Linked DNA regions of Homo sapiens: all the other regions are linked to region 1. Evidence: chromatin loops called from intact Hi-C (ENCODE). Cell type or tissue: HCT116. All regions are shown on one strand. Region 1 overlaps PABIR2 (PABIR family member 2). Region 2 overlaps PHF6 (PHD finger protein 6). Region 3 overlaps HPRT1 (hypoxanthine phosphoribosyltransferase 1). Region 4 overlaps MOSPD1 (motile sperm domain containing 1). Region 5 has its middle 20 kb from the start of MIR450B. Region 6 has its middle 8.4 kb from the start of SMIM10.

Region 1 (5,000 bases):
TCTTAAAAGAAAAGGTATGTAGCAGCGTGGTGACTATAGCTAATGCTACTGTGTCACATACTTGAAATTTGCTAAGAAAGTAGATCTTAAGTGTTCTTACCACACACATACGAAAGGTAACTAGGTGAAGCAAAAGATGTGTTAAAAACTTGACCGTGGGCTGGGCATGGTGGCTCACGCCTGTAATCCCAATACTTTCGGAGGCCGAGGCAGGTGGATCGCCTCGGGTCAGGAGTTTGAGACCAGCCTGGCCAATATGACAAAATCCCATCTCTACTAAAAATACAAAAATTAGCTGGGCGTGGTGGCAGGTACCTGTAATCCCAGCTACTTGGGAGGCTGAGGCAGGAGAATCGCTTGAACTTGGGAGGCGGAGGTTGTGGTGAGCTGAGATCGTACCACTGCACTCCAGCCTGGGCAACAGAGTGACACTCCATCTCAAAAAAAAAAAAATTGACTGTGATCATCATTTCACAGTATGTACATACATCAGATCATCACATTGTATACCTTAAATATATATAAATTTATTTGTCATTTATACTTCAGTAAAGCTGGGGGGAAAAAGAAAAAGATAAGCATCACGCTTCTGGTCTTATACCTAGCCAAGCTTGAATTAAAAACTAGAACTCCTGTCTGAAATGAGCTAACAGCATTGCTCTCTTGTGTTCTAGGGAAACTCAAAAGTATTCTTCCAAATGTTTGCTGTGCTGATTCTCAATTTTGTAAATGAGTTATTTGATACATCTATATTTTCTTATACTTCATAACAGTTTTATTCATATATTCATATTATCATTATATATTCAAAAAATTGCCTCTCTGTTATCTAAATATGAAAGAGATGCATAGTTTATAAACTGCAGAAATATATGCTAATGCCGTAGCAAACATATCCATAAATGTGCTGTATACTCAAATATAAGGTAAGGTTTACCCCCTCATCAAATTATGCCTCATCAAAGCAAGAATTGCCTTATATTCAATTCTATGGAGTTTTTTATATAACAGGGTGCTCTCAGTTACCTTATTTTGAACCACAAAGCAGTAGGCTAAAATAGTTTAGTTTAGTATCAGTCAACACTAGTGTTAGATGCTTATAAAGGGCACCTGATGGCATCTCTTTAAAAAGGCAATACAGGTCTGTAATACCAGCACTTTGGGAGGCCGAGACAGGAGAATTGCTTTGAGCTCAGGAGTTTGAGACCAGCCTAGGCAACATGGCAAAACCACGTCTCTACAAAAAATACAAAAATTAAGCAGGCGTTGGTGGCTTGTGCTGTTGTCACAGCTACTTGGGAGGGTGAGGCTGGAGAATTCCTTGAGCCCAGGAAGCAGAGGTTGCAGTGAGCCGAGATGGCAGCCTGGGCCACAGAGTGAGACCCTGTCTCAAAAAAAAAAAAAAGCAACACAGGTTTTTGTTTGTTTTTTTTGAGACCGAATTTCGTTCTTGTTGCCCAGACTCTGGAGTGTAGTGGCGTGATCTTGGCTCACTGCAACCTCCACCTCCTGGGCTCAGCGATTCTCTTGCCTCAGTCTCCCGAGTAGCTGGGATTAGAAGCACCCACCACCACCACGCCTGGCGAATTTTCTGTATTTTTAATAAAGGCAGAGTTTCACCATATTGGTCTTGAACTCCTGACCTCAGATGATCCACCTGCCTCGGCCTCCCAAAGTGCTGGGATTACAGGTATGAGCCACCACGCCCAGCCGGCAACACAGGTTTATTCATTATTCCTGGGGATATGACTACATGATTGCAAGTGTCAACGTGTCATTTTAAACGAGTCTTAACAATAACTTTTTTTTTTTTTTTTTTGAGGCAAGGTCTTGCTCTGTCACCCATGCTGGAGTGCAGTGGTGCAATCTCAGCTCACTGCAACCTCTGCCTCCTGGGCTCCTGGGTTCAAGCGATTCTCCTGCCTCAGCCTCCCAAGTACCTGGGATTACAGGAGTACACCACCATGGCCAGCTAATTTTTGTATTTTTAGTAGAGACAGGGTTTCGCCATGTTGGCAACACTGTCCTCAAACTCCTGGCCTCAAGTGATCCACCTGCCTTGGCCTCCCAAATTGCAGGGATTACACAGGTATGAGCCACCATGCCCAGCCATTAACAATAACTTTTTTTTTTTAATTGAGACCAGTCATTAACAATAACTTTTTTTTTTTAATTGAGACGGAGTCTTGCTCTGTCACCCAGGCTGGAGTGCAGTGGTATGATCTTGGCTCACTGCAACCTCCGCCTCCTGGGTTCAAGTTATTCTTCTGCCTCAGCCTCCCAAATAGCTGGGATTACAGGTGCACACCACCACGCCCAGAGAATTTTGTATTTTTAGTAGAGATGGGGTTTTGTCATGTTGGCCAGGCTGGTCTCAAACTCCTGACTTCAGGTGATTGCCTGCCTCGGCCTCCCAAAATGCTGGGATTACAGGCGTGAGCCACCGTGCCTGGCCAACCGTACTTTTAAAAGCAATTCAGCAAGTGGTTTCTTTGTGCGGATCACCTTCAGGGCCAATAAACAGACCAACTTTTCTAACGTTAGGGGAACAGGTATTTGTGGCTTTGAAAACTTTCCAATCATAGGATCATACACAGATTCCAAAAGTGCTGTATTTCAAACAACTTAAAATTAAAGATGGTGTGCTCTGGAAAATAGTTCCTGATATGGTGACAATATTTGTATTTAGTTTATAAGTTTTATTTTATAAACAGTCTTTCCTTAATCTTATAGGGAGTTATTTGTAGTCCTAGGAATGTTCTCAGTAGCCAGTAAGTGAAAATAACAGTTGGAAATAAAGCTATTATTGTTGTTATTATTACTAACTTAAAATTTGTTGCAGGAAGTTGAAGGAATTAGTATGGTTGTTTAGTTTTACAGCTATTCCGAAATACACCAGCAGATGGAGGAATTCTTTGCTCAAAAGAGCTAAAGTCTTTTGCTAGTGAGGCGAACTCAAAAGCCCAGCAGCAACTTTTAAAAGCTGCATATTAAAGCATGGAAAAAAACAACTTTTGAGGATTTTCAGCAATTTTCAGAATAGTCCCAGAGGAAAGATAATATGAATTAGTTGATAACATGGACAAAATGAATGTTGCGTTTGTTCTTGCTTGATCTTTTTTCATTCTAATTGTACAGTTTTAAGTTCAAAGTTACTAATTTTCTACTGGAGTATAGACAGGCTCATGAATTAAATTGTCTTGAACATTCCGTTTTCAAGCTCAGATGAAGAGCTTCAGAACCAAGGAATGTGTATGTTTTAAATAAAATCAGAGCCTGATTTTAAAGGAGATTATTCTAACTTAGGGTTTTACTCTTTGTACTCCTGGTAGCAAAATGTTAAGCATTATCCCTGTTGGTGCAAAGTTTTTCTATTAGCAATTCTGAGAAGATCTGTATGATTGAGGTGGTCAGTACAATACCAGTTTTGTGAATTGAGTAAGATTTGCTTTTGATTACAGGTGTGTTTTCAAACTTATCTTTTTAATCTTCATTTTCATTAAATAGTGTGAAAGCAACTTTTTACTTATACACTACTTATCAGACTACACATTTTTAAACCAGTTTGACACCATCTCAGGAAATGTTCAGGTATCAAAATATATAAAACCAATAGGCCTTGCTAACCATGTAGCATACAATATTGACTGTGAGTTTCAGTTATTTGGGAATTCCTTATCTCTACTGTGGTCAGCCTTGCTTCATTTTGCCTGATGCAGTCAGTGTTCTACTTTCCTATTAATGTGAATATGTCCATAGCACGCTGTGGATAATGAGTGAGAAGTTTTTTAGGGCTGCCAACTTTTTGATTGAGTTTATGTGGAAGCATATTTCTTCCATGTTAAAGCACATGGGAAAATAGTTTTAAGAAGTGGTTTGAAGAAGTATTCTGAGCTTTGGTTAAACAAAGGTCATCATATGTTAGCACCACGCCTGTATTTGTAAAATTGTTTTATAGTAGCATCATCTCTTTCTGTTTTAGGTGAAATGGAGACAGAAAGTCAGCCCAAGAGACTCTTCCAAGGCACTACCAATATGTTATCTCCAGATGCCGCGCAACTGTCTGATCTCAGTTCATGGTAAAAAAATGAAATAAAATGAAAAGTATATTAGAGTATAATCCATTTTAAAAGAGCCACATTGAAAGTATATTGGGATAATTTAAAATATTTTTTTTTGAATTTTGTTAATATTTATTTTTTATATCATTATTTTGGGGATGTGACAATATTATAAAACAGATACCTGACAAAACTCAAAACACCATTGCAAAGAGATTAGAAAGAGTTGATACAGGTGCTTCGTTAATAGCAAATGAATCTGAATAGCAGTTGACTTAGATTTTTATCAAGTCATAGTAAATGGCATTCTCTAGGAATCCAGAAATGTGGTCCTAAAACATGGTGACTTGGTAACTAACAGATTTTTAAAAATTATTACAGTGAATGAAGAAGCTTCTCTTCTTTTAAGTTTTAAAATTTTTTCATCACCTCAAGTCTGAAGAAGCTTCACTTGAGGTGTTTAGCTCAATAAAATTATGCTTTCTGCCCCCCAGCTCCTTACCATCAAAATTGTCCAAAGATTCTAATTTAAAATATTTTCAACTTCTTATCCATGCCCCCATGAAGGGGAAATCTCTATGGAGGATAATGTGAAAAAACAGATTATTTCAAAGTCAACAGTATTTCATTTGGAAATATATATGTCTTTCTGACACCTTCGCTTTCGTTCCCAGCTCCTGTTAGGTCAGCCTGTCATTAGTTGCCAATGGTGTGGCAGTGCCAACTGCTGGCTGGTGTGAGAAAGAGTCTCTGGGTGGCTGTGGGTAATGTGTATTGATTGTAGCTGCTCTGCCTGCATTTTGTATCCAGTCCTTTTGACTTAGCAGAGGATACCAGGATTCTCTTAAGCATAGTATTCTCTGATTAGCATTATCTATTGTTATCTTTTAGAAAATTATGAAATATTTCAGAACAATGCTAAGGTTTCATTTTTATAAT
Region 2 (5,000 bases), 360 kb after region 1:
TGAGAACAACTTTAACAGGAACCAAATGAAAAGCTTTAGCATACTTCTTGGAAGAGATTTTTAGCATGTGCTGTCAAAGTCAAGAGAAAAAGAAGGTTCTCTTCATTTCTAGCCTCCATTACTTGAGTATGAAAAAAAAATCCACAAATTACCATGTGCTGCCACCAGTGGCATGTTTGCATTGTAAAGGAAAATTTGCTTATGCTTTCCTTTGAGTATGGATCCACTAAACAAACTTAAATGCTCTAAACAGCAGAGCTTTGTTCAGTCCAGAAATATAGCTTACTTCGTTTCGTCTGCTTTAACTGTTGACACTATACACAGGGTTAATAGTGTTTCAATTGCTTCCCAGAAACTGCAAACTATAGCTACGTAATATCAACATGTCAAACTCAGCCTTCTAGTGAGGGCTCATAAAACAAACAAGACATTTTTAGGCAGTTCAATGAAGGATCTAAGAGTTGGGCAGTAAAAAGTTACAAACCCTTTTTGATTTTAGAAAACAGTGAAAAAAGAATAGTAGTTATGGATGTCTTATTCATTCCCAGTTTTCTAACTCTGTCCCATGAACCTGTTTAAAAGATGATAAAAAAATGTAAAATATGATGCTTGAGGGGAACACAATCAATATAATGTTATTGAGGAGTGTGAATATCTTATTGATTTGACATTACAACTACACTTATTGATAAAGCAGATAGCTTGTTTTTATGGTTACAAAATCAGCTAGTTAAAAAACAACTACTATGCAAGCCTACAAAATCCTCAGCATTTTAGTAACATGCTCTTAACTAAACATAATAGGATTAAAAAAAATCTTACTGCATACCATTACTTCAACATGTATATATCAGTGTGTATTGTATCCTGACAACAGATCCCATATAATTAACTTTCATACCTAGTTTCCATTAAGTTGCTGCTGAGTTAGTTGTTGCTGATCAATTTCTACTTTTCCTCGGCTTTTACTCTCTCGTTCCTCATCTTCTTCATCTCTCTCATCATTTCCACTATGATTTTTACAGTATAGTCTACAATGATGAAAGACAAAAATCTCAAAATGCTTTGTCACTGCTGATGAACATTCCTGCCAACATTAGTGGATGAGGCTAGTGCCCATTTAAAACATGGGTTTCCTCATCCACACTTTAAAAAATACTCCCCAATTAGTTACAGACCCATTTTTATCTAACAGATAGGAAAACACACTATTATTGAGATAATAAAAGTTCATCTGAAACAAAATCTCTGGTTTAGGATGACAGTTATCATAAGGCAATTCCTCATTTTGCCCAATGAGATTAAAAGCAAAGTTTTGGCCAACTTAAAAATACCAACCTTCAGGTATATTGATGAAATAATCAAATTCTATAAATTTGTTTCATATATTTAATTTAAAATCACATTTCAGGAAATATATATTCTATCTATACTGCTGCCTTCTGCTCACATTTGATGAAACAATTTTACTCAAACTCTTCAAATGGTTTTTCATTATTAGCATCCTAGCCTTCACTGGAATACCTACATGAGCCATCCAACAGTTTTCCGGCACTGCATTTGGCTATGTCTCTTTTAATCTAGACTGGTCCTTCCAACTTCTTGTTTTTACACAACACTGACTTTTTAGGATGAGATTAGACCAGACAGTCTGTCAACTGTAGCAAATTCTGGACTTGTCTAATTGTGGTACTGTTTTATTTGGTTCTCTCTCGCCCTGTATTTCCTATACACTGGGAATAAGGTCTAAAGGCTTGGTTAGCTTCAGGTTCAGCTTTTCTTTTTCAGTCAAGACACTCTGTAGGTAATCCTGCATATTTCAGGAGGCATCTAATTTCAAAATGTCCTGCTACTGGGTGACACTATGTTTGATCATTTGGTTAAAGTAGTGGTGATGACCAGCTATCTCCATTGTAAAGGTAGGTTTTCCCCTTTAAATCTGGAAAGTTATCTCTGGAGTGCTAATTTGATATCATGCTTGGTTCTAACCTTTTATTTGGGTATACAGATTGTATATTTAAAATTCATTAGGTTTTAAATAAAAATCGTAATATAGGTGATTTGGACAATCAAACAAGGGCAGGCTGATTTGAGCTCAGTTTTTTTTTTCTTTTTTTTTTATTATACTTTTAAGTTCTAGGGTACATGTGCACAACGTGCAGGTTTGTTACATATGTATACATGTGCCATGTTGGTGTGCTGCACCCGTTAACTCATCATTTATATCAGGTATATCTCCTAATGCTATCCCTCCCCCGTCCCCCCATCCCACGACCGGCCCTGGTATGTGATGTTCCCCACCCTGTGTCCAAGTGTTCTCATTGTTCAATTCCCACCTATGAGTGTAAGGCGATTCCTCAGTTTTATGTCTATTATACATAAGACGACAATGGAAGAATGCTTAGAACATGTTCACTGGATGCCCTCTTGTGGTCAGCAATAGATGAAAAAAATCATCTAGGAATTCACATGTTACAAATAGATTATCTAAACTAGGTCTAATATTTGAGTAGAATAAAAGGCAGGGGTGGGGTTCAGGACACAGTGGACAACAATAACAACTGACTTTAATCTAGTTTTGTTCATTATTTCTCTTTTTAGTCTTAAAACATTTTCAATAACTTTCAAAAAGCTAGGGAGAATCTGTACACTTCAAATACTACACATTGGGAACTACCTCTTTTTAAATTTTTAAATCATGAGTTTAAATATCAAGAGTGAGATTCCTACACAATGGCACCTACGAAGAATCTTCCCATAAAATATAACCTGAATCTAATTAAACTTCTGAACCAACCTCTAGTTTACAAGAAATGGGAGAGAGGGATAGAGACACAAGTTAAATGGCATCATGAAATGGCAAAGAGACAAATCTAGAATGTGGGACTTAGGACAATTTATCGAGGCTCTTCAATAAGTAAGGGGACAAGTATGTCCGTATTTAGACTTAAGAGACATATCAAATGCAATGGATGGACCTTGCATGTATCCAGATTTCAACAAATTAAGTCTAAAATGAGATTTTTTTTATACAACTGGGCAAATGTGAAAATGGATTGGGTATAAGATGATGCTAAGAAATAATTGTTAATTTTACAAAGTGTGATAATGGAATAATAATTATATAATGACAAGACATCTGGGATTTTGCTTTAATATATATACTTCAGGAAAATAAACAATATACTTCAGGAAAATAAACAATAGATAAAGCAAGTGTGGCAATAACTTGCTAACTGCTGATATGAGGACTTGTTATACTATTCTGTTTTTGCTTACATTTGAAAATCGTCTTTTTAATAGGAAGTTCCCTCTAACAGGACAAGTGCTTTGTTGTTGGAGCAACTTTTAATTATTTTATGGGATTATTTTTTACTTGCAGAATATTTCCCATAGGCCCTTATATGGCCTTCACTAGTCTAGGTGCTAAGGTTACAGGTGTCAACTGGTCAAACAAGGTCCCTGCTGTCACAGAACTCCATTTTTTATGGTGGGAGGCTGACATTTTAAAAAAATCCATATTGAAATAGTTAAAAATACAATAAAGACAATAAAACAGGATAAATATAAATAAAAATTATTATCTATCCCTCCCTAGTCTTTCGAATAGGAATACAGTCAGGACCCAGAAAGGGCTGGTAAGGAAGAAAAGCCATAGTTAGGAGACAGGGAAGCCACTTCATTCAGAAATATTCCTCCCTGCATTTCCTCTTATTTGTCCCTTCTTCTCTCCCCAAACTACCCACCTATGGGCTCTCATTTGAACTCAGTTGTGTCTATCTGGAATCCACATTACAAATGGATTGCAGAAACACATCTCAATGGGAGAAAAGAAAAAGAGCAATTCAAATCATTATGGATCCAAGTACATATATTTTTGTTTTGTCACTGAAATATGGTTGTCTAATAGCTAAAAAGCAAAAACAACCTAGATGTCTGAAAAAGGAACCAATAGAATAAACTGATATACCTATATGATGGAATATTATGCAATCATTAAAATGGATGTAGGCTGGGCACAATGGCTCATGCTGTAATCCCAGCATTTTGGGAGGCTGGGGCGGGTGGATCGCTTGAGCCCAGGAATTTGAGACCAGACTGGGCAACATGGTGAAATCTCGTCTGCACAAAAAAAATTAGCCGGGTATAATGGGGTGCCCCTGAGGTCCCAGCTACTTGGGAGGCTGAGGTGAGAGGATCACATGAGCCTGGGAGGTTGAGGCTGCAATGGGTTGTGATCGCACCATTGCACTCCAGCCTAGGCAACAGAGTGAGACTGTCTCAAAAACAAACAAACAAACAAACAAACAAAAAACAAGATGTAAAATTGTTTAATGTCACACAAAAATGTCTCTGATCTAGTAAGTGGAAAAGAGATTATAAAACAGCATAGATAAGAAAATCTTTTTTTTTTTTTTAAAGAAAGCAAACGAATAAAAGAATGGCTACCCCATAGGCAGAGCAGCAGAAAATCTTGTTTTTATAAATACACACACATAATCACATAAACGTCTAAGAGAAAACATTCCAAAAGATTTAAAATTATTACCTCTGCATGGCAGAGTTAAAGTTGACATTAAGTATTTTTTCTCATCTATATTTCCATTTTTCTTCCAAAATGAAAATGGAAATATTTAAATATTTTCCATTTAAAACTATTATAATAAAATCATCTAAAAGTTACACTTTTAAATACAATAATTCTCCATACAATCTGATTTTGGATATTTAAAATCAGCCTGTTATTTTAAAATGTTAAGGGCTACTTTAATAATAATATACTTCTCATGAAGATATTCAAACACCACAGAATCCTATCATGGAGAATATAAACTTGCCTCTTCTCCTCCATCCTTATGCAACTAATGAGAAGTAATATAACCATTAAGCTTGTTGAATATGTTTCTAGAGATTTTTCTGCATACACAAAAACATACACACACATATGTGGAAGGAGACCTACACACACATATGTGGAAGGAGACCTTAAGGAGGGGTGA
Region 3 (5,000 bases), 300 kb after region 1:
GAATTAGGTTTCCTGAAATGAATGACTAGAAAACTTTCAAGTAGAGATTAGTAAAAATTAAAAAGTCCTAATCGGCCATTACTGATTTGATGTTTTTAAGAGTCCTAAAAAATGGGTTACATCCATTTTTAAGTGGGTAGTATTATAACAGCCACCCATCTTCAATCACAGTGATTTCTGAATTGTGAGGGAAGTTATTAGCATGACAGGTGTCTGGTTCTGGCCCTGTACGATTCCCATGAGTCAAGCAAATTGTAAGGGCTGGTCTATATCACACCCAACCCCAAGGATATGTCCCTCAAAAGTCTAGCCCAGGCCCCGTCATCTTCAGCATCATCTGGGAAACCAGGTCTGATTAGTAGTCCTTTAAGGAATACCTCTTAGGCTCCCATTTTACTGCTATCACAGAATCCAATAAAACCCTTACAGGAGATTCAATGGGAAATGCTCAACACCCACTGTAGTTGGTGGTGACAATGACCATAATTTGGCTGTGCTGGATTCAGGACAGAAAATTTGGGTGAAAGAGCAGGTGAACAAAAGAGCTTCGACTTGCCCTAGCAGAGAGCAAGCCATACCATACCACAAAGCCACAGCAATTACAACGGTGCAGTACCAGCACAGTAAATGAACAAAGTAGAGCCCAGAAACAGACCCAGAACTATATGAGGATTTAGTATACAATAAAGATGGTATTTCGAGTCAGTAGGGAAAAGATGAATTATTCAATAAATGATGTTTGGCCAACTAGTAACCCATTTGGGAAAAAATAAAAGTATGGTCCCTACCTCACAGCATACACAAAAATAAATTCCAGACGGATTAAAATCTAAATGTAAAAAATAAAGCCATAAGTGGACTGGAAGAAAATAGAGAATTTTTTTTAACATCCGTAGAAAGGGTAAAAACCCAGGCATGACATGAACCAAAACTGAAGAGGTTCTGTAACAAATACCCCCTTTTATATATTGGGCTCCAACAATAAGAACCCATAGGAAAATGGAGAATGAACACAAATAGACAATTTATAGAAGAGAAGGTTATAAGGTGTAAAATTATATCTATCTGAGAAACAAACACTAAAACAATGTGATTCTACTGTTCTCCCACCCATACTGGCAAAACTTAAGCCTGATAATATGCTGAGGGGAAATAAGCACTCTTGTTGGTGAGAGTATTAATTGGCATAGCTTCTTTTGAAAATGACATAGCAATACCTGTTAAAATTGCAAACATGCATGTCACTTAATCCAGTAATCCCACTTCTGGGAATCAATGCTACAAAAACACTGACAAGTATACAAAGATACATTCAAGAGTGTTCACTGGGCCGGGTGCGGTGGCTTCATGCCTGTAATCCCAGGGAGGCAGAGGCAAGACGATCGCTTGACCCCAGGAGTTCAAGGCCAGCCCGAGAAACACAGCAAGACCCTGTCTCTCTTTTTTTTATTTAAAAAATAAATGTTCACTGTATCAGTTGTTCACAAAAACAAACCAACATGTCCATTAACAGGGAACCATTTAAATTAATCAAGTTCATCTACACAATGTAATACCATGCAACTATTAAAAAGCACCTGATAATCCAAAGCACACTGAGACAGAATAATGCTATTAAAAACACCAAGTAGTGGAACACTGTGTTGCCTATGACACCATTTTTATTCAACATTTAAACAAATTTGTAACAGCAATTACATGAGTAGTGACAATGGCGTTTATGAGACTTTTCACTTTTATGTGCTTCTATTTTTGTTATGCTTCTATATATACATCCATTTATTATGGAGTGTTACTTTCAAAAATCACAAATGGGCCAGTATTATTTGGTGTTGCAAGGTGAGCATATGACTTCTGATATCAACCTTTGCATATTACTTCTCAATTTAGGGAAATTACAGACATCCCTTATTCTAACTAACTTAAAACCCAGCATTTCAAACATACAGAATTGATGGGGAAAAAAAAGAAAGAAGAAAGAAAGAAAAGGCAACAAGCTTCAGATGACAGTGACTCACATCAAATTATTTATAAAATCTGTTAAATAGTGCCATCTTCTGGAGATACCTGGTATTACAGTCCAACTCCAGTTGATGTCTTTACAGAGACAAGAGGAATAAAGGAAAAAATATTCAAGAACTGAAAAGTATGGAGTCATGGAAAAATTGCTGTGATCCAAAGGCTACGGTGATAGGACAAGAAACAAGAGAACTCCAAGCAGTAAGACACTGCTGTTCTATTAGCATCCAAACCTCCATACTCCTGTTTGCCCCAAGGCTTTTTTAAAAAATAGAGACAGGATCTCACTATTTTGCTCAGGCTGGTCTTGAACTCCTGGACTCAAGCGATCCTCCTGCCTCGGCCTCCTAAAGTGCCGAGATTACAGGCTTGAGTCACCATACCTGGCTATTTATTTTTTCTTAACTCTCTTGCCTGGCCTATAGCCACCATGGAAGCTAATAAAGAATATTAATTTAAGAGTAATGGTATAGTTCACTACATTGGAATACAGGTATAAGTGCCTACATTGTACATGAATGGCATACATGGATCAATTACCCCACCTGGGTGGCCAAAGGAACTGCGCGAACCTCCCTCCTTGGCTGTCTGGAACAAGCTTCCCACTAGATCCCTTTACTGAGTGCCTCCCTCATCTTTAATTATGGTTAAGTCTAGGATAACAGGACTGGCAAAGGTGAGGGGAAAGCTTCCTCCAGAGTTGCTCTACCCTCTCCTCTACCGTCCTATCTCCTCACTCCTCTCAGCCAAGGAGTCCAATCTGTCCTGAACTCAGAGCGTCACTGTCAACTACATAAAATTGCCAGAGAAGCTCTTTGGGACTACAAACACATACCCTTAATGTCTTTATTTCTATTTTGTCTACCTCTTCAGTCTAGGTGAAAAAATAGGAAGGATAATAGGGAAGAACTTTGTTTATGCCTACTTATCCGCCCCTAGGAATTTTGAAAACCTCTAGGTAGCAATAAGAACTGCAGCATGGTATAGAAAAAGAGGAGGAAAGCTGTATAGAAATGCATAATAAATGGGCAGGAAAAGAACTGCTTGGAACAAACAGGGAGGTTGAACTATAAGGAGAGAAAGCAGAGAGGCTAATCAACAAGGCTGGGTTCCCAAGAGGGCATGATGAGACTATTACTAAGGTAGGAATTACTAAGGGCTCCATGTCCCCTTAGTGGCTTAGTACTATGTAGCTTGCTTTCTGCAGTGAACTTCAGACCCTTCTTTTAGGATCCTAGAATGGACTTTTTTTTTTTATCGGAAAACAGTCATTCTCTCAACATTCAAGCAGGCCCCAAGTCTACCACACTCAATCACATTTTCTCTTCATATCATAATCTCTCAACCATTCTCTGTCCTTTTAACTGTTTTTCTATACCCTGATCAAATGCCAACAAAAGTGAGAATGTTAGAATCATGTATTTTTAGAGGTAGACTGTATCTCAGATAAAAAAAAAGGGCAGATATTCCATTTTCCAAAATATGTATGCAGAAAAAATAAGTATGAAAGGACATATGCTCAGGTAACAAGTTAATTTGTTTACTTGTATTTTATGAATTCTTTTAAATAAACACATTACTAAAAAAAAAACTAAAGGTTTTTGTCAGTTAAAAAACGACACTGATGAAGCACAGCCCTTACAGATCATCTAGTACTACACTGTCCCATACGGTAGCCACATGTGGCAATATAAATTACTTAAAAATTCAGTTCCTGTGTTGCACAAGATGTGTCAAGCGCTCAAAAGCCACATGTCACTAGTGGCTCTGTACCACATAGCAGAAACATAAAAGATTTCCATCCTCAAAGAAAGTTCTATTGAACAGCATTGCTCTAATTAAATAAAAAATACCATTTAGCACAACATAGTAATAGAAAAGATTGAAGAGTAAGTGCTGATACTTAAAAACCTGGTATTTTCTGCCAGGCATGGTGGCTCATGCCTGTAATCCTAGCACTTTGGGAGGCTGAGGTGGGAGGATCGCTTAAGCCCAGGAGTTCTAGACCAGCCTGGGCAACAGGGTGAAACCCCGTCTCTACAAAAAATACAAAAAATTAGCTGGGCGTGGTGGCATGTGCCTGTAGTCCCAGCTACTTGGGAGGCTGAGGTGGGAGATAACCTGAGCCTGGGAGGTCAAGACTGCAATGAGATGAGATTGCACCACTACACTCCAGCCTGGGTGACAGAGTGAGACCCTGTCTCAAAAAAAGAAAAAAACAAAAAACAAACAAAAACCACCTGGTATTTTTAAGTACACTATTTTCAAACATTCAAACATTCAGAAGTTATTTCATCCTATCTTCATGGTTTCCATTTTATGCCTGGTTTGGGATTAGGATCTGATAAAATAAACGTGTGCAACAGAACCACTTCTCATGGCTGTATAACAGATGATCAATATGTATTTGCTGAGGAAATTATTCAATTTTCTTAATTTTTTTTCACAAAATTTGTGGTTTCAAGGGACCAACCTTGACTACTACACCTTCATGTTCTAAGAATCAGGGGACTTATATAAAACCTCAGTTACCTGATAAGGACTACATCAAAGTGAAAAGCCATGGGAAAGAACTAGAAAGTATACTTTTGAACCTAGTTCTGTAAAGTTTCCTTATGCCACAGATAATACACATCCCCATTCCTGCCAAATTCTTTCTCTCACCCCTGTCTATGGTCTCGATTCAATAAATAGGAGAAGGGCATGAATTTGCTTTAGATAGATAGATAGATAGATAGATAGATAGATAGATAGATAGATAGATAGATAGAGATAGACAGATAGAGATAGAGACAAAGATGGAGACAGAGATGGAAATAGAGACAGATTTACAGAAGATAAGTTCTAGGTAAACTAGTGTCAACATCAAAGTGGTATACCTACATCTAACTATTCTGGAGAGAAAAGTATACCTCAAAGAAATCGACTACATACAGAGAAAAAGTTTAAGCTGAAAGCTACTGCCCTCTTACATGAGACAC
Region 4 (5,000 bases), 130 kb before region 1:
TGTTTCTTCTCCATTCCTGCAGCCTTAGCCTAGGCCCTCATCATTGCTTCATGCCACATTCATTCAACAGTTTTTTAATTTTTTATAGTAACTACTCAGGAGTCAGGTGTTGTGCTTGAATGGTCAATGGCAACCCCTGTCCAACTTCAAATCTGAATTGGTCAGTTCTGTGCTTAAAATCCTTAAGGCCAGGCAAAATCGTAGGTTACACTTGTAACCCCAGTGCTTTGGGAGGCCAAGGCAGGAAGGTTGCTTGAGGCCAGGAGTTCAAGACCAGCCTGGGCAACATAGCGAGACCTTATCCCTATATTTAAAAAAGAAAAAATCCTTAAGTGGTTTCCTATTGCCTGCAGCAGTGGTTCTCAAAGTTTAGTGTGGATCGGAATCACCTGGAAGACTTGTTAAAACAGATGGCTGGGCCCCAGTCCCGGAATTTCTGATTCAGTAGGTCTAGGGTGAGAACCAAGAATTTGTGTTTCTAACAAGCCAGAACCACTGGCATAGGGAATCAAGTCTAAACCCCCAAACGTTCACAAAATCTTGCACAATCTGCCTCTAACTTACCTTTCTAGCCGAAACTTGCCCCTCTCCCCATATTTGCTGTTTTTAACCATATGCAATGCCAAAGCTCATTTTAAGCATCCCTTTCATGCTTCTACACACATTCTTCCTGGAATTCACCCGGCCCTCCACTTCTACTGCAGACTAGCCTTAAGGCAGATGATCACTTTCTTTATGCTCCCAGAGCACTTTATATCTATCAGCAGTTTAACACTGCTCACATCATATCTTAATTACTGCTGTATATCTGTTTTTCCTGCTAGTCTGAGTTTTTGGAAGGCTGACAAAATATTTTCATCTTGTCTCCATATTCCCTAGCACAGTGCCTTGTATATAATAAGTGCTCAGGAAATGTTTGTTGAGTGAATCTGTGATTTTTTTTTTTTTGAGACAGAGTCTCGCTCTGTTGCCCAGGCTGGAGTGCAGTGGTGTGATCTTGGCTCACTGCAACCTCCGCCTTCTGGGCTCAAGTGATTCTCTTGCCTCAGCCTCCCAAGTAGCTGGGATTACAGGCGCCCGCCACCATGCCCAGCTCATTTTTGTATTTTTAGTAGAGATGAGGATTCGCCATGTTGGCCAGGTTGGTCTTGAACTCCTAACCTCAGGTGATCCTGCCCACCTCGGCCTCCCAAAATGCTGGGATTATAGGCGTGAGTCACTGCGCCCGGCCATGAATTTGTGATTCTAAAACTTCTGAGTGTTTCATGTAGCAACATATATATATAATCATATAATATGGATTTTGCTTTGAGAATTGCGCATCTTGAAATGACATACTGAGATGTTGTAAAACATGGAAACAACACATTAATTATAACCGGGTTGTAAATAACACATTTGAAAATATGAATTGTTTTCAAAGAGACATTAGGTTATTCTTTTTTTTAAAAATCTTAAAATGTATACTACTCAACTTTTAAATCTTGAATATAGAAGAGCCAATCACTACATATTATTTATAGCAGTCAATCTCATTAGTTAAAATAGCAAAGCATACCAAAAATCTAGAAAATATATAAAAACAAAAGTGTCAAATATTAAGCAATGAACATTAAAGTAGAAAGTAAACATTAGAACATCACTTGTTATGACTTTAGGAAAATGCCAGCAATTAAAAACCCCAATTAACAATACTGGGAATTCAGAGGAGGCCAACTGAGTTTATGAAGTGGGAGGGAAGGAGGTTTTAATGCTAGTGAGACTAAAGGAAAATAACATATCGCTCTTAACAATTTAGTATTTAGTTGGTCATTGGCAAGGATTGCACAGAGTATGGAAGAAGGAGATAGCCCCTGTGCCCAGATAAAAGGGAGCTGACCTGAAGGTGGAGCTGGGAACCTTAATCAGAGTAAACAGCAAGAGCCAGGGAGAGATAGTTAAGTAGCTGGTACACTGTGACCAAGCAGATGGGTCACCAGTTTCTGGGTGAGGGCTGTACTTTGAATCATCCTTAACTGTTTTCAAACTTCGATCCACTTACTTCACTTGCTTCTTGCAGCCTCCTCTTTCTTTCTTTTTTCTTTTTTGAGGAGTCTCGCCTGTCGCCCAGGCTGGAGTGCAGTGGCGGATCTCGGCTCACTGCAAGCTCCGCCTCCCGGGTTCACGCCATTCTCCTGCCTCAGCCTCCCGAGTAGCTGGGACTACAGGCACCCGCCACTACTCCCGGCTAATTTTTTTTTTGTATTTTTAGTAGAGACGGGATTTCACTGTGTTATCCAGGATGGTCTCGATCTCCTGATCTCGTGATCCGCCCGCCTCGGCCTTCCAAAGTGCTGGGATTACAGGCGTGAGCCACCGCGCCCGGCCTGCAGCCTCCTCTTTCTAAAAACAGGTTGCAGGGTGCAAATGAGAAAATGCTATGAAAGTGGTTTCAGTGCTCCTTAACGGTCTCTAAGTTTTGTATCTATGGTGGTAAAATGGATTCCTGTTTATCTCAAAGTCTTATCTTTTCATTCCTCTGGTCAATGCAAAGTGAGGAAAATGGAAAAAACCATCATACTTTGGGGTACTGGTCTCCTTGGATTGATGGTAGTGGCAGGCATGTGTGAATATCTCAGAGTGTTTATGCGTCTTTTTGTGTCAGAGTAGTTTGCAAACTGGTCACAAGGTGGTGTGCACACATAAGGTTTTCTTTATAATTTCATTCAGGATTGTTTTTCTGTGCCTTTGGTACAGGGGAGGAAGACAAGACAGTTTCCTGTATCACCAGATCTCAGCTGCGCTCTCTGCCTGTGAGGTCAGAAGTGTGTTGGAGCCTCAGATTTCTAAATGCTTGCTGGCACAGTTAGGCACTGAAGAGCCAGGGAAAATCAGAGGGAAACAGAAGGAGGGGAGGGGAGAAGAGGGGAAGAGAGGTAACTGGGAGTGCTGATTCTCTCTGCTCTCCTCTTACCCCAACCCATGGTGAGCAGCCACTTAAGATTTACTGCTCCTCTAATTAGGATCCCTTGCTTGTCTTGTATAGACAAAGTGTGTTCAGCTATGACGGGTGAGTGGTGGGGGGAATGTTCCCCAGTGGAGGAGACAGTTATTAGTAGACATCTGTAGGATAACTGATAAGCTTTTAGCTATCTGCTAAGTGCCCAGCACTGACCTTGGGCCTGTGAGGGGTGCAAAAAACAAAAGCATCCCACCAAACAACAATATGGCATTATACCTAAAATCTAACTGAGAAGTCAAAATTAATGCACACAAAACAAATGTCAAAATATTCCATTCTGGCTGGGTGCAGTGGCTCATGCCTGTAATCTCAGCACTTTGGGAGGCCAAGGTGGGAGTATTGCTTCAGTTCAGGAGTTCAAGACCAGCCTGGACAACATAGGGAGACCCTGTCTCTACATAAATTTTTTAAAAACATTAGCCAGGAGTGGTGGCACTTACCTGTGGTCCCAGCTACTTGGGAGGCTGAGGTGGAAGAATCACTTGAGCCCAGGAGTTTGAGGCTGCAGTGAGCTGAGATCGTGCCAATGCACTCCAGCCTGGGTGCAACCTCCGTCTTCCTGGTTCAAGCAATTCTCCTGCCTCAGCCTCCTGAGTAGCTAGGATTACATGTGTGCACTACCACGCCCAGCTAATTTTTTTGTGTTTTTAGTAGAGACGGGGTTTCGCCATGTTGGCCAGGCTGGTCTCGAACTCCTGGCCTCAAGTGATCCGCCCGCATCGGCCTCTCAAAGTGCTGAGATTACAGGCGTGAGCCACTGTGCCCAGCCAGGGAAGGGGAATTTGAATTAGGTTTTGAAAAATGAGTAAAATTTTGCTGTCCAGAGAGGAAGAATGCAGCAAACCTTCATTATTAATGCCCTGATGAATAGTTCCTGACAACTATAGCTGTTTCATCATCAGGAAAATAGTGTGTGCCACTCAGTAAGTGAAATTGTCTCTTGATTTTTCTTTATAAAACTGAAAAGGAAACACAAATGAAGATAATGCAGACTTAGTTGTGACTTGAATTTTGGATCATCCTTTGAGAACTCTGATCTTGATAAGCAGGGACAATTGCTACAGATTAGGGCATGTGTGGTAGTCAGCATCAGGGAAGCAGGACTTTATTTTTTTTATTTTTTTGAGATGGAGTTTCGCTCTGTTGCCCAGGCTGGGGTGCAGTAGTGCGATCTCGGCTCAATACAACCTCCACCTCCCGGATTCAAGCAGTTGTCCTGCCTCAGCCTCCTGAGTAGCTGGGATTACAGGCATACACCACCATGCCCAGCTAATTTTTGTATTTTAGTACAGACAGGGTTTCACCATGATGGCCAGGCTGGTCTCAAACTCTTGACCTCAGGTGATCTGCCCGCCTCAGCTTTCCAAAGTGCTAGGATTACAGGCGTGAGCCACCGTGCCAGGCCGAGGCAGGACTTACTTGAGACATAGAAGGGATGACTGTATAAGGAAGTGGAAGCCTGGAGACCAGAGTTCTGCCACCAATACCCTGTGCAACCTTGGATAAGTCTCTTAACCATCCTGGGCCTGCTTCCCACATCTGTCAAATTAGAAAAGTGGGAACCAACTAACTCTGACTTGGTGTGCACTTGACTTTTGGAAAGCAACCTCATAAACCGATTTGCAGTAAGTTTTTACCAGTTTAGTATATAATCTTTCCCCAGGATTTTTGCACTTTATCATTTTGTAATATGGACTGCAGCAAAGAGAAAGTGTTAGTCTCCAGAAAACTATCAATTCAAGGCAGGTGTTACACCTTATTATGTTCATTGGCACAGTTGCTAATATTGCTCTGTTGACCTGGTGCTAATTCTTCCCTAATTTCCACTGGTTGGAGTTTAGGATGCAACTTATATCTTAGCCAAGATAAGCTGGGCGCGGTGGCTCATGCCTGTAATCCCACCACTTTGGGAGGCCAAGGTGGGCGGATCACGAGGTCAGGAGTTCAAGACCAGCCTGGCCAGCATGGTGAAACCCCGTCTCTACAAAAATTAAAAAAA
Region 5 (5,000 bases), 260 kb after region 1:
ATATATGTTTTTTAAATGGCAGCTGTAACCAAATGAAGTGAACATAACCTCAAGATTGTATTTTCTTCACAATAAAAAAGATCACGCTAGAACTGGATCACTTTGCCCTTTCTCTTCTTATCTCCTTCCAGTTCAAAATGTTTGCATTCTCTGAGAAAAGCAATTGGGCTCAATGCTCTCATGTCTCGGTATAATCTTAGTACTTTCAGCCTTTTTCCGGAAAATCAACTTAGTCTGCCCACCATAGCCACTCTACTTCCTGTCATAACGCCACTTTCCCCAGGCATAAAGAGAATGCTTGCCCTTCTTGTACTGTGTCACTTTGTGGTATTGGTGATTCCTAAACTTCTTACAGAAAGTCTGGTGACTTTTAGGAATGTTCACCAGGTTTGCGAGAGTGCTATCAGCATAAAAAGCTCATCCTTTTAATCTTTCTGCGTCTTTATATTTAAAATTAGTCTCTTGTAGATGGAAGAAATAGGCCAGTCAATTACTGGCTAATGACCTTTATACTTGTGTAGGCTTGATTACAACCGTGTTGGGCAAGATGGTAAAACAGCAATTTATCTGTATCTCTGCCCTGCCCATTTCCTTTCTAATTAAAACATTGCTGAATAGCACTTCACTGCCTGCTCTCCTTGTTACAGAAGTAGAAATTTCGGCCAAGCCTGGTGGCTCATGAGTGTAGTCCCAGCTGCAAGGGAGACTGAGGCTAGGGGATCACTTGAGCCCAGGAGTTGGAGGCTACAGTGAATTGTGATTGTGCCACTGCACTCCAGCCTGGGTGACAGAGTGAGACCCTGTCTCTAAAAATGAAAATAAAAAAATAAAAACCAGCTGGGTGTGGTAGTTCATGCCTGTAATTTCAGCTCTTTGGGAGGCCAAGGCAGGAGGATCACTTGAGCCTAGGAGTTGAAGACCAGCCTGGGCAGTATAGCAAAACCCCGTCTCTACAAAAGAATACAAAAAGAAAAAAAGTAGCCAGGCACGATGGTGCCTGCCTGTGGTCCCAGCCACTCAGGAGGCTGAGATGGGAGGATTGCTTGAGTCTGGGAGGTCAAGGCTGCAGTGAGCTGTGATTGTCCCACTGCACTCCAGCCTAGGCAACAGTGAGAAAAAAAATCTACCACAACACCCAACCTCCAAAGTAGGCTCTTAGGAAATACCTTTAGTTCAACCTGTGTTCTTCCACATCTCATTGCCCCTGCCTCTACCACCTGCACCTACCTCCCCCAAGAAACACTATCCTGGCTTTTGTGTTTATTATTCCTTTGCTTACAAAACATAGTTTGTCACATATTATAAACCTATGTTCTGGCCACCTATTGCTGCCTTAAAAACTACCTCAAAACCAGCCTGGCGCAGTGGCTCATGCCTATAATCCCAGCACTTTGGGAGGCTGAGGCGGGTGGATCATGAGGTCAGGAGTTCGAGACCAGCCTGGCCAACATGGTGAAACCCTGTCTGTACTAAAAATACAAAAATTAGCTGGGCGTGGTGGCGCACACCTGTAATCCCAGCTACTCAGGAGGCTGAGGTAGGAGAATTGCTTGAACCTAGGAGGTGGAGGTTGCAGTGAGCCCAGATCACGCCACTGCACTCCAGCATGGGTGACAAGATCGAGACTCTGAAAAACAAAACAAAACAAAACAAAAAATCTACCTCAAAACCTAGTAGCTTAGAGCATCCACCATTGAATTGTATCTCCTGATGTTATGGGTTAGGAATTCAGGCAGGGTTCAGCTGGGTGACTGTTCTTTTCACACAGCGGATGGGCCAGTCTGGGAAGTGCTAGTGAAGTCCTCTCATCCCAAGTCTGGAGGCTTGGTGGGGTTGAGTTGAAGACTGAGTCAGCTGGGACTGTTTACTGGAGAATGGACTCCAGAATGACTGACTTGGGGTAAGCCGACTTCTCATATGGTAGCCCAGGACATCCAGAGATATTCCAAGAGAGCCAAACAGAAGCTAGAAGGCTTCTTATGACTTAGCCTCAGAAGCCCTGGAACTTCACTTCTGCTGCCATCTATTGGTCAAGCCAGTCTCTAAGGCCAGGCCAAATTCAAAGGGAGGGGAATTAGCTTTAGGTAAGGGGAGAATTAGAAAAGCATTTGTGGCAGAGGCTAGTCACAGTGGTGGGCACCTGTAGTTACAGCTACTCAGAAGGCTGAGGCAGGATCACTTGAGCCCAGTAGTTCAAGGCCAGTCTGGGCAACATAGCGAGACCCTGTCTCTAAAACTAAATACATAAATAAATTAATTAATAAAAATGCATAAATTTTAAAATAAATGGTATGGGAGAATTGGGTTAAAAAAAGAATTTGTGGCCGTCTTTAATCTCTCACAGCCCCTACACAAGATTTATTTTTTAGTATTTTTAAAGCCAGATGGTGACAGGGGCCCTGTACATGCTGAACGATCCACAGCAAATGTCACCTTCTTATTTAGGCTTATCCTGATACCGTATTTTTTCTTTCTTTCTTTCTTTCTTTCTTTCTTTCTTTCTTTCTTTCTTTCTTTCTTTTTCTTTTTCTTTCTTTCTTTCTTTCTTTTCTTTTTCTTTCTTTCTTTCTTTTCTTTCTTTCCTTCTTTCCTTTCTTTCTTTTTTCTAAAAAAAAATTTTATTATGGAAAGATTGAAACACATAAAAATATAGTATCATGAACTCCCACATGTACCCATCACCCAGCTTCAACAATTATCAGCCCATGAACCATCTTGTCACAGCCATATCTGCACCCACATCCCCCAACTCCCATATTATTTTGAAACAAATCCCCAACATCAAGTCATTTTTATCTGCAAATTTAGTATATGTTTCTAAAAGATAAGGACTCTCTAAAAAAAACCATAGCCTTAGTATTATTCCGCATTTTCAAAAATAATTCCTTAATATCAATGGATATTCAAGTCAGTGTTCAAATCTCCAATTGTCTCATAAGTGTCATAAATGGGTGTGTATTTTAAAGTTTGTTTGAATTGGGATCCAAATGAGGTCCAAACATAGCTACTGGTTCATCTTTAAGTCTCTTTTAGTCTAGGTTCCTCCATCATGTCTTTATTCCCTGCAATTTATTTGTTGAAGATACCAGGTAGTTTGTCCTGTAGAGTTTCCCATAGTCTGGAGTTGGCTAATTGCATCCCTGTGATGTCATTTAACACGTTACTCAGTCTCCTGTATTTTCTGTAAATTTTTAGTTGACTCTAGAGGCTTGAATAGATTCAGGTTGATTTTTTCTTTTTGTCAAGAATACTTCAGAATACTATGCAGCCATAAAAAAGAAGAAGAAGATCATGTCCTTTGCAGGGACATGGATGGAGCTGGAAGCTGTTATCCTCAGCAAACAAATGCAGGAACAGAAAACCAAACACTGCATGTTCTCACTTATAGGTGGGAGCTGAACAATGAGAACACATGGACACAGGGAGGGGAACAACACACACTGGGGCCTGTCGGGGGCGGGGCGGGTGGTGGGAGAGCATCAGAAAAAAATAGCTAATGGATGCTGGGCTTAATACCTAGGTGATGGGTTGATCTGTGCAGCAAACCACCATGGCACGTTTACTTATGTAACAAACTGCACGTCCTAAACATGTACCCCAGAACTTAAAATAAAAGCTGAGGAGAAAAATAAAAAGAATACTTCATAGGTGGTATACTGGGTTAAATAGTGTTACCCAAATTTCATGTCTACCTGGAATCTGTGAATGTGACCTTATTTGGAAATAGGGCCTTTGTAGATGTAATCAAGTTAAGATGAGGTCATACTGGATTAGGGGAAGCCTAATCCAATATGACTGGTGTCCATAAGAGGGAAATTTGGACACAGACACCCATAGAGGGAAGATGGCCACATGAATATGGAGGTAGAGGTTGTAATTATGCAGTCATAAGCCAAAGAATATCAAAGCTTGCCAGAAACCACCAGAATCTAGGAGGAAGCAAGGAAGGATCCTCCCCTAAAGCCTTTGGAGGGAGCACAGCTCTATTGACACCTTGATTTCAGAGTTTTAGCCTCCAGAACTTTGAGAGAATAAACGTGAGTGTTTTGTTGTTGTTGTTGTTTGTTTGTTTTTGAGATGGAGTCTCGCTCTGTTGCCAAGGCTGGAGTGCAATGGCGAGATCTCACCTCACTGCAACCTCAGCCTCCCAGGTTCAAGCGATTCTCCTGCCTCAGCCTCCTGAGTAGCTGGGATTACAGGTGCCCGCCACCATGTCTGGCTAATTTTTGTATTTTTAGTAGACACGGGGTTTCACCTTGTTGGCCAGGCTGGTCTCAAACTCCTAACCTCAAGTGATCTGCCCGCCTCGGCCTCCCAAAGTGCTGGGATTATAGGCATGAGCCACTGTGCCCGGCCATGTGTTGTTTTAAGACACTCATTTTATGGTACTTTGTTATGGAAGCCCTAGGAGATGAATCCAGGTGGTGGGCTGTTTCTCCAAAAGAGACATATAAGAGACCAGCCCCCCAAATATAAAAAAATTGTAAAACACATAAGATCTAGTTGTATCTCTTTTTGTGGTGCTGGCAGCCACTGGTGATTAATTCTATTCTTCTTATTAGCCAGAATACTTCCATAAAAAGAAATATCCCCTCATGTATTATTTGAGTAGTCAGTGGTAGTCTGTGTCGAAAACAGTATAAATGCTTGTTTATTAAAAAGTTTCCTTATAATTATCTGTCTTTTAAAAATCACTAAAGAACTGGCTTGCTAGCATCTTCCAACAGTAACTAATTAACCGAGTTTTGTTTTGTTCTGTTTTATCTTTTTGGTGCAACAAAATGTTCCAGGCTCTTCCTGTACACTTCTTGACCCAGACCTTGAATTAGCCATCTCTCCAAGGAGACCTGTTCATTTCTGTGGGAAATCCGTGTTTCAGTGTTCCAATCTGAACCTTGCCTACAACCTTGCCTTTCAAATTACAAACTGGCCCATCCTTCTGCCTCTCAGTCTCCTTTATCCTCCTCTATTTTTCCATAGTAATGTTCTCCTCCTAACAT
Region 6 (5,000 bases), 220 kb before region 1:
CTTGTGGACTGCTTGTTTGAACGTGGGATTCAGCAGCTTTTCTCTGCCTCCTGGAAAACAGTCCCTGACCAGCTGCCAGCAATGCGGGGCCCTAGGGAGCCAGGGCCTAGAGCAATTGATCCTGTGTGTCAGATCCAGATGGTAACTCAGTATTTACCAGGTGAGCTTTGCAGGTGGGTGGGAGTGGGGCGGGGCGGTGGGAGGACCTGCCTAGCCTCATCTAGTGCTCAGTAGTTCTGGTTGTGGTATGGTTCACAGGCCTCTATATGTTTCAAGCTTCCAGGAAATTTAGGCTTTCAGCCTTCTCTGTATGGGTAGAGAATGAGAGTGAATACTTCAAAGCCTTTTGAATAGGCTCAGAACTCCCAAAATGTCTCTGCTACCAATTCCATAAGGTCGAAGCAAGTCACCGGCCAGCCCAGATTCATGGGGGTGGAGAAAAAGACTCCACTTATTGAAGGAAGGAGTGGCAAAGTCACAGTGCAAATTGCTGAGCATCCAGGGATGAGAGGAACTGCTGTGGCCTGCGTTGGAATCAGCCTACTACTTTATGTATATGGAAATGTGAGCCAATACTTAGAGTAGTATCTTATAAAAGGGCAATAGCCAATATATAGGAACAAAGTCTGTATTTGAGATAGAAGCTTACCCAAGGAGTGTGAATGTCTTCTAATCTACTGTTGGGTCTAAAGGAACCATCTCTGGCTTTGCAAGGGGTTGGAATTTCAGCTCACTCTTCCCTCTCTGTACCCTAAGAAGAATTGAAAATAAAGCGGTGTCTTCTGTCTGTCTCCAGGAGAGTAGAAGACAAAATAAACATCTCTCTAGGCCATAATTTAAATATTGTGCAAAGTTCAGAGGTGAGACTGTGATATGGATAGCGTTCTGAGAAGGCCCAGAGTGTTAGTTTCTGTTTTGGTTCCCATCTTAATAAAAAAGGACAAACCGCCAAAAATATTAGAAACCATAGTAGTATTTTGTTCTTTGGCAATATATTTCATTGGGGGTGCTAAGGACACTTTGAAAATGCATCCTTGTAAAGTTGCTCTGTGCTATTTTCCCCATGGAAAATTCCTTAATATCGTGTACAATGATTCATCAAAATAAAATGTTTACTTAGAATCTTTGGATATAGACTCATAGTGGCCCTGAATATATCCTAGCCTAGGGTATTCTCAACTATGACCTGAGGAACACTGATAGGCCTCAGCTGTTGGTATGTGTTGCTTCTATAGTCAAACCCCTCTGTGAATGGCACATTAGATAAATACCTATTGGAGATCTGCACTGTACTTTAGAATATTAAAGGCTTCCAGAAGCCCTGGAATGAAGAGATTTGGTTGCTGTTTGTCTTAGTCTGTTTGTGTTGCTATAAAGGACTATCTGAGACTGGGTAATTTTTAAAGAAAATAAGTTTATTTGGCTCACAGTTCTGCAGGCTGTATGAGAAGCATGGCACCAGCATCTGCCTTCTGGTGAGGGCTTCAGGGAGCTTCCACTCATGGCAGAAGGCGAAGGAGAGCTGGTGCATGGGGATCACATGACAGGAGAGGAGGCGAGAGAGAGAGAGAGAGAGAGAGAGAGAGAGAGAGAGAGAGAGAAGGAGGTGCCAGGCTCTTGTCAACAACCAGTTCTAGCGGGAACTAAGAGTGAGAGCTCACTCTCTCCCGTGAGAATGGCGCCAAGTCATTTATGAGGGATCCAGCCCCATGACCCAAATACCTCCCACCAGGCCCCACCTCTAACACTGAGGATTAAATTTCAGCATGAAACATAGAGGGGCCAAAGAAACCATATCCAAACCATAGCACCATTGTTAAAGGAGTACCTATTAACATCTGTATCACTGATTCCTTACCTGGGGAGGGCTTGGGAAGCACCTGTGAAATGTTTTTTTGTTTTATACGTGTGCCCAGGCCCTCACTCTGCTCCACACCTCCTTCTGAATCAGAGTATCTAGGGTGAAGCATGGGGGTATGTATATTTTCAAGGATCATGGATCATTCTGATGAGCGACTCTAATTACAAACCATTAAAGGCATGCATGTTTTGTGGAGCTGAGTTTGGAAACTACGGGTCTAAGGCAACATTCTCATTTTGCTGGCAAGGACATTGAGATCCCAGAAGGGGAAATGACTTGCCCATGTATGGATAGAACAAATAATCTAATCTTTGAACCCTTTTCCCCATTATATAAACGGACTCTAGATGGCAGTCTATTTCTTGGTTTTAGTCTGTGCCTGCACAAGCAGAAACATTGAGCAATTTATTGGATGAATTTGAGCATGGCAGTGCAATGGTTTAATCGAATGAGTGTCTATCACTCTACAAGCATGTTCTTTCTGTGGAGTCTATTGTGGCCAATTAAGCCAATAACTCTGTCCACAGCAGCTTCTCCTGGGAAACCAACCAGAAACCAACCCTGGTAGCCACCTTGATCTTGGACTTCTAGACTCCAGAACTGTGAGAAAATCAATGTCTGTTGTTTAAGCCACCCAATCTGTAGTATTTTGTTATGGCAGCCTAAGCTGACTAACACACATGCAAGGATCTCTGGCTATGGATAATTAACTTTGCAGCTCCCAGAAATGAAATCTACCAAAATGATTCTCTGGTCTAACCAACAGCGGTGCCTGGCATTTCAGCCATCACACTAGCCTAGCAGCCAGAGGGATAGCTCACGTACAAGTCCCAGGCATGAGCCATTAATTAAACAGACCCAGAGCCTCTAGAATGAGGGATGATCGGGAGAACCTGAGTAAGCAATCTGTTACAACACTTGTGAATCTCCCCCTTGATCTTCCCCCAAAAACACTTGTACCTCATTGACCTTAGCAACTTACAGTGGAAAGGATAGCCCCAAACCTTCAGAAATGAATTGGGGCTGGGCACGGTGGCTCACGCCTGTAATCCCAGCACTTTGGGAGGCCAAGGTGGGTGGATCACCTGAGGTCAGGAGTTTGAGACCAGCCTGGACAACACAGCGAAACCCCGCCTCTACTAAAAATACAAAAATTAGCCAGGCACAGTGGCCACGCCTGTAATCCCAGCTACTCAGGAGGCTGAAGCAGTAGAATCACTTGAACCTGGGAGGCAGAGGTTGCAGTGAGCCATGATCGCTCCACTGCACTTCAGCCTGGGCAACAGAGTGAAACCATGCCCCCCGTCCCCACAAAAAAAGAAAGAAATGAATTGGAAACTGACTTTAAGTTAATGTTAAAGCCAATGGACCAGAACACTCCTGCAGTAGTGCCTACCTCAGAGTGAAGGGGGCATTTACCGAGGTTAGGGGAAACTGAAGTTTTTCTCTGAGTCTGTCCGCCAGTAAGCTGAGTGAGACCCTAAACCCTCCTCTGGGATTATTCCACCACTGCCTGGACATGCTCAGCATCAGTCAGCATCCACACATTGCTTCCAGATGGAGTGTTCCTCATCTGGCTAGTGGCTATTGGGGCTGCCCTGAGGTTCTGTTGCTTCCTCTAACTTCTGTGCTGCAACACATGGTATCATGGAAAGCACGATAGTTATCTTCTGCACCCTTTGAGGAATGCAGAGCGAAGGCATGGAATGGGAGGTTTCCCCCATCCTTTTCTTTCTAGTTCCACCATATCATGTTCCCTATTCACCCTGCTGGTACAGGCAAGCCTCCTGACTTCAGAAATCTCCAGGCAGAAACAGATGCTAGTCTCCAGTATATGGCCACATGGGCTACCTGGGCCCTGGAGAAAGGGGTTATAAGGGTAAGCAGGGGGAAAATGGAAGCTACGAGAGCTCCCCCTCCTCCTCAACAGAGGAAATAAATGCAATAGCATATTCTTGTGGGAATTTCAGGGATTTTTGCCACTATTCAAGATTTGGAAAATGCAGATGTCATTCCTGCCACATGTAGTTAGTGTGAATCCACAGCTAAAACAAGGCTCTCCAGCTGGTGTAGGCTACTGTGCTGGTAGGTCTGCCCGTTGGCCCTTATCATCTAGCAGATCCAATGGTGCCCAAGATGTTTGGAGTAAATCATAATGCTATATGGGTTTAGCAAACAGAAATTCTACAAATAAAAAAAAAGAATGCCATATGGAGCCTGTGGCAAGCCCTGATAGGAGATTCACCATGGAGGCTGCTAGGATGCAATACATACTATGAACCAGCAACCAATATATAGAGCTATTCCTCCCACTGCCAAGATTAGCAAGTCTGGGAGCAGAGGAGTGGAAATAAAGGTAGTGTCTCTCATAATTACACCTGACCCATTGCAACAGTTTTGCTTCCCATACCTACAACTCTGATCTCTACTAGATTAGAGGTTTAAATTTCCTAGGAAGAAACACTTTTAGTAGTAGACAAAACAATGGTTTCACTGAATTTGAAGCCACTCTTAGATCCCCAGAGCCATGCAAAAAAAAGGTGATTTTGTGGTTTCTGCTATAGAAGGAGGACAGAGAGTAATATGGATGATTCTCAGGGGGTCCTCTAAGGTATTTTTTTATACTACAATCCTGAGGGGTGCATGACATAATATTGCAACCCTACAAAGGACTCCCAAGGGCTCAGACTCCTTAGGATTGAAGGACTGAGCCTCCCCAGTGGCTAAAGCAAAGGGAATGTGGAATTGATAGAGTAACAGGACCACCACATGGCTATGTACAGCAATGAAGACTCTACCCTCTACTTATATTTCCCTGTTTATTGTCTTCCTTTTTTGAAACTTTTCTCACCTCTTCTTTCTTTAGTATTATAAATAGGGTACAGTGGTGATGGTGAATTCACCACTTAGATCATGGGATTACAGAATATCAAATTGGGATAATGGCAGAAGTAGAGAAAGAAAAGACATCACTGGGAGAACGTGAACTATAAACAGAGGCCCCATGACTTCACCTCTGACTGTGGTAGCTGGAAATGTTTGTACGTGTTGCCTCTCTCTTGGTTGCATGTGGAATAATTAAATTATGCCAAGAGGCATCATATGAATGGGAGAAGGTTGTTTATACATGCTGGGAATA

The links. Peaks named below come from ENCODE experiments on the same cell type or tissue, not always from the same donor. Only the 100,000 strongest peaks of a DNase experiment are listed, where the experiment ranks them.
Region 2: it touches region 1 in a loop (10-fold over the local background); 8 of 110 quality-filtered maps call a loop at or near these places.
Region 3: it touches region 1 in a loop (4-fold over the local background); 33 of 110 quality-filtered maps call a loop at or near these places.
Region 4: a loop joins it to region 1, with 5 times the contacts of the local background. A loop is called at or near these places in 25 of 110 quality-filtered maps.
Region 5: a loop joins it to region 1, with 5 times the contacts of the local background. A loop is called at or near these places in 11 of 110 quality-filtered maps.
Region 6: it touches region 1 in a loop (7-fold over the local background); 13 of 110 quality-filtered maps call a loop at or near these places.

Annotation. Positions count from the first base shown.
Region 1 is chrX:134,780,900-134,785,899 of GRCh38, reverse strand. PABIR2 (PABIR family member 2) reads left to right here. Exons shown (of 10, transcript NM_001387468.1): 8 at 1-14; 9 at 3,983-4,079. Among named protein-coding and RNA genes, the nearest start is that of PABIR2, 14 kb to the left of the region's middle. In HCT116, a CTCF peak has its summit at 2,900 (motif pointing right); no DNase peak of the experiment used is centred here; H3K27ac peaks cover 338 bases.
Region 2 is chrX:134,421,232-134,426,231 of GRCh38, reverse strand. PHF6 (PHD finger protein 6) reads right to left here. Exons shown (of 11, transcript NM_001015877.2): 10 at 902-1,031; 11 at 1-571. The coding sequence ends at 902. Among named protein-coding and RNA genes, the nearest start is that of HPRT1, 36 kb to the left of the region's middle. In HCT116, a CTCF peak has its summit at 2,440 (motif pointing left); no DNase peak of the experiment used is centred here.
Region 3 is chrX:134,481,296-134,486,295 of GRCh38, reverse strand. All of the region lies in intron 3 of HPRT1 (hypoxanthine phosphoribosyltransferase 1), which reads right to left. Among named protein-coding and RNA genes, the nearest start is that of HPRT1, 24 kb to the right of the region's middle. In HCT116, a CTCF peak has its summit at 2,044 (motif pointing left); a DNase peak (open chromatin) is centred at 2,055.
Region 4 is chrX:134,906,353-134,911,352 of GRCh38, reverse strand. The region is part of intron 1 of MOSPD1 (motile sperm domain containing 1); the gene reads left to right. Among named protein-coding and RNA genes, the nearest start is that of MOSPD1, 6.4 kb to the left of the region's middle. RefSeq lists an enhancer at 2,206-2,749 and a silencer at 2,640-2,934. In HCT116, a CTCF peak has its summit at 2,682; no DNase peak of the experiment used is centred here; H3K27ac peaks cover 2,375 bases.
Region 5 is chrX:134,518,087-134,523,086 of GRCh38, reverse strand. It overlaps the pseudogene RPL36AP54. Among named protein-coding and RNA genes, the nearest start is that of MIR450B, 20 kb to the left of the region's middle. In HCT116, a CTCF peak has its summit at 2,034 (motif pointing left); a DNase peak (open chromatin) is centred at 2,046.
Region 6 is chrX:134,996,873-135,001,872 of GRCh38, reverse strand. No RefSeq gene overlaps it. Among named protein-coding and RNA genes, the nearest start is that of SMIM10, 8.4 kb to the right of the region's middle. In HCT116, a CTCF peak has its summit at 2,190 (motif pointing right); a DNase peak (open chromatin) is centred at 2,212; H3K27ac peaks cover 880 bases.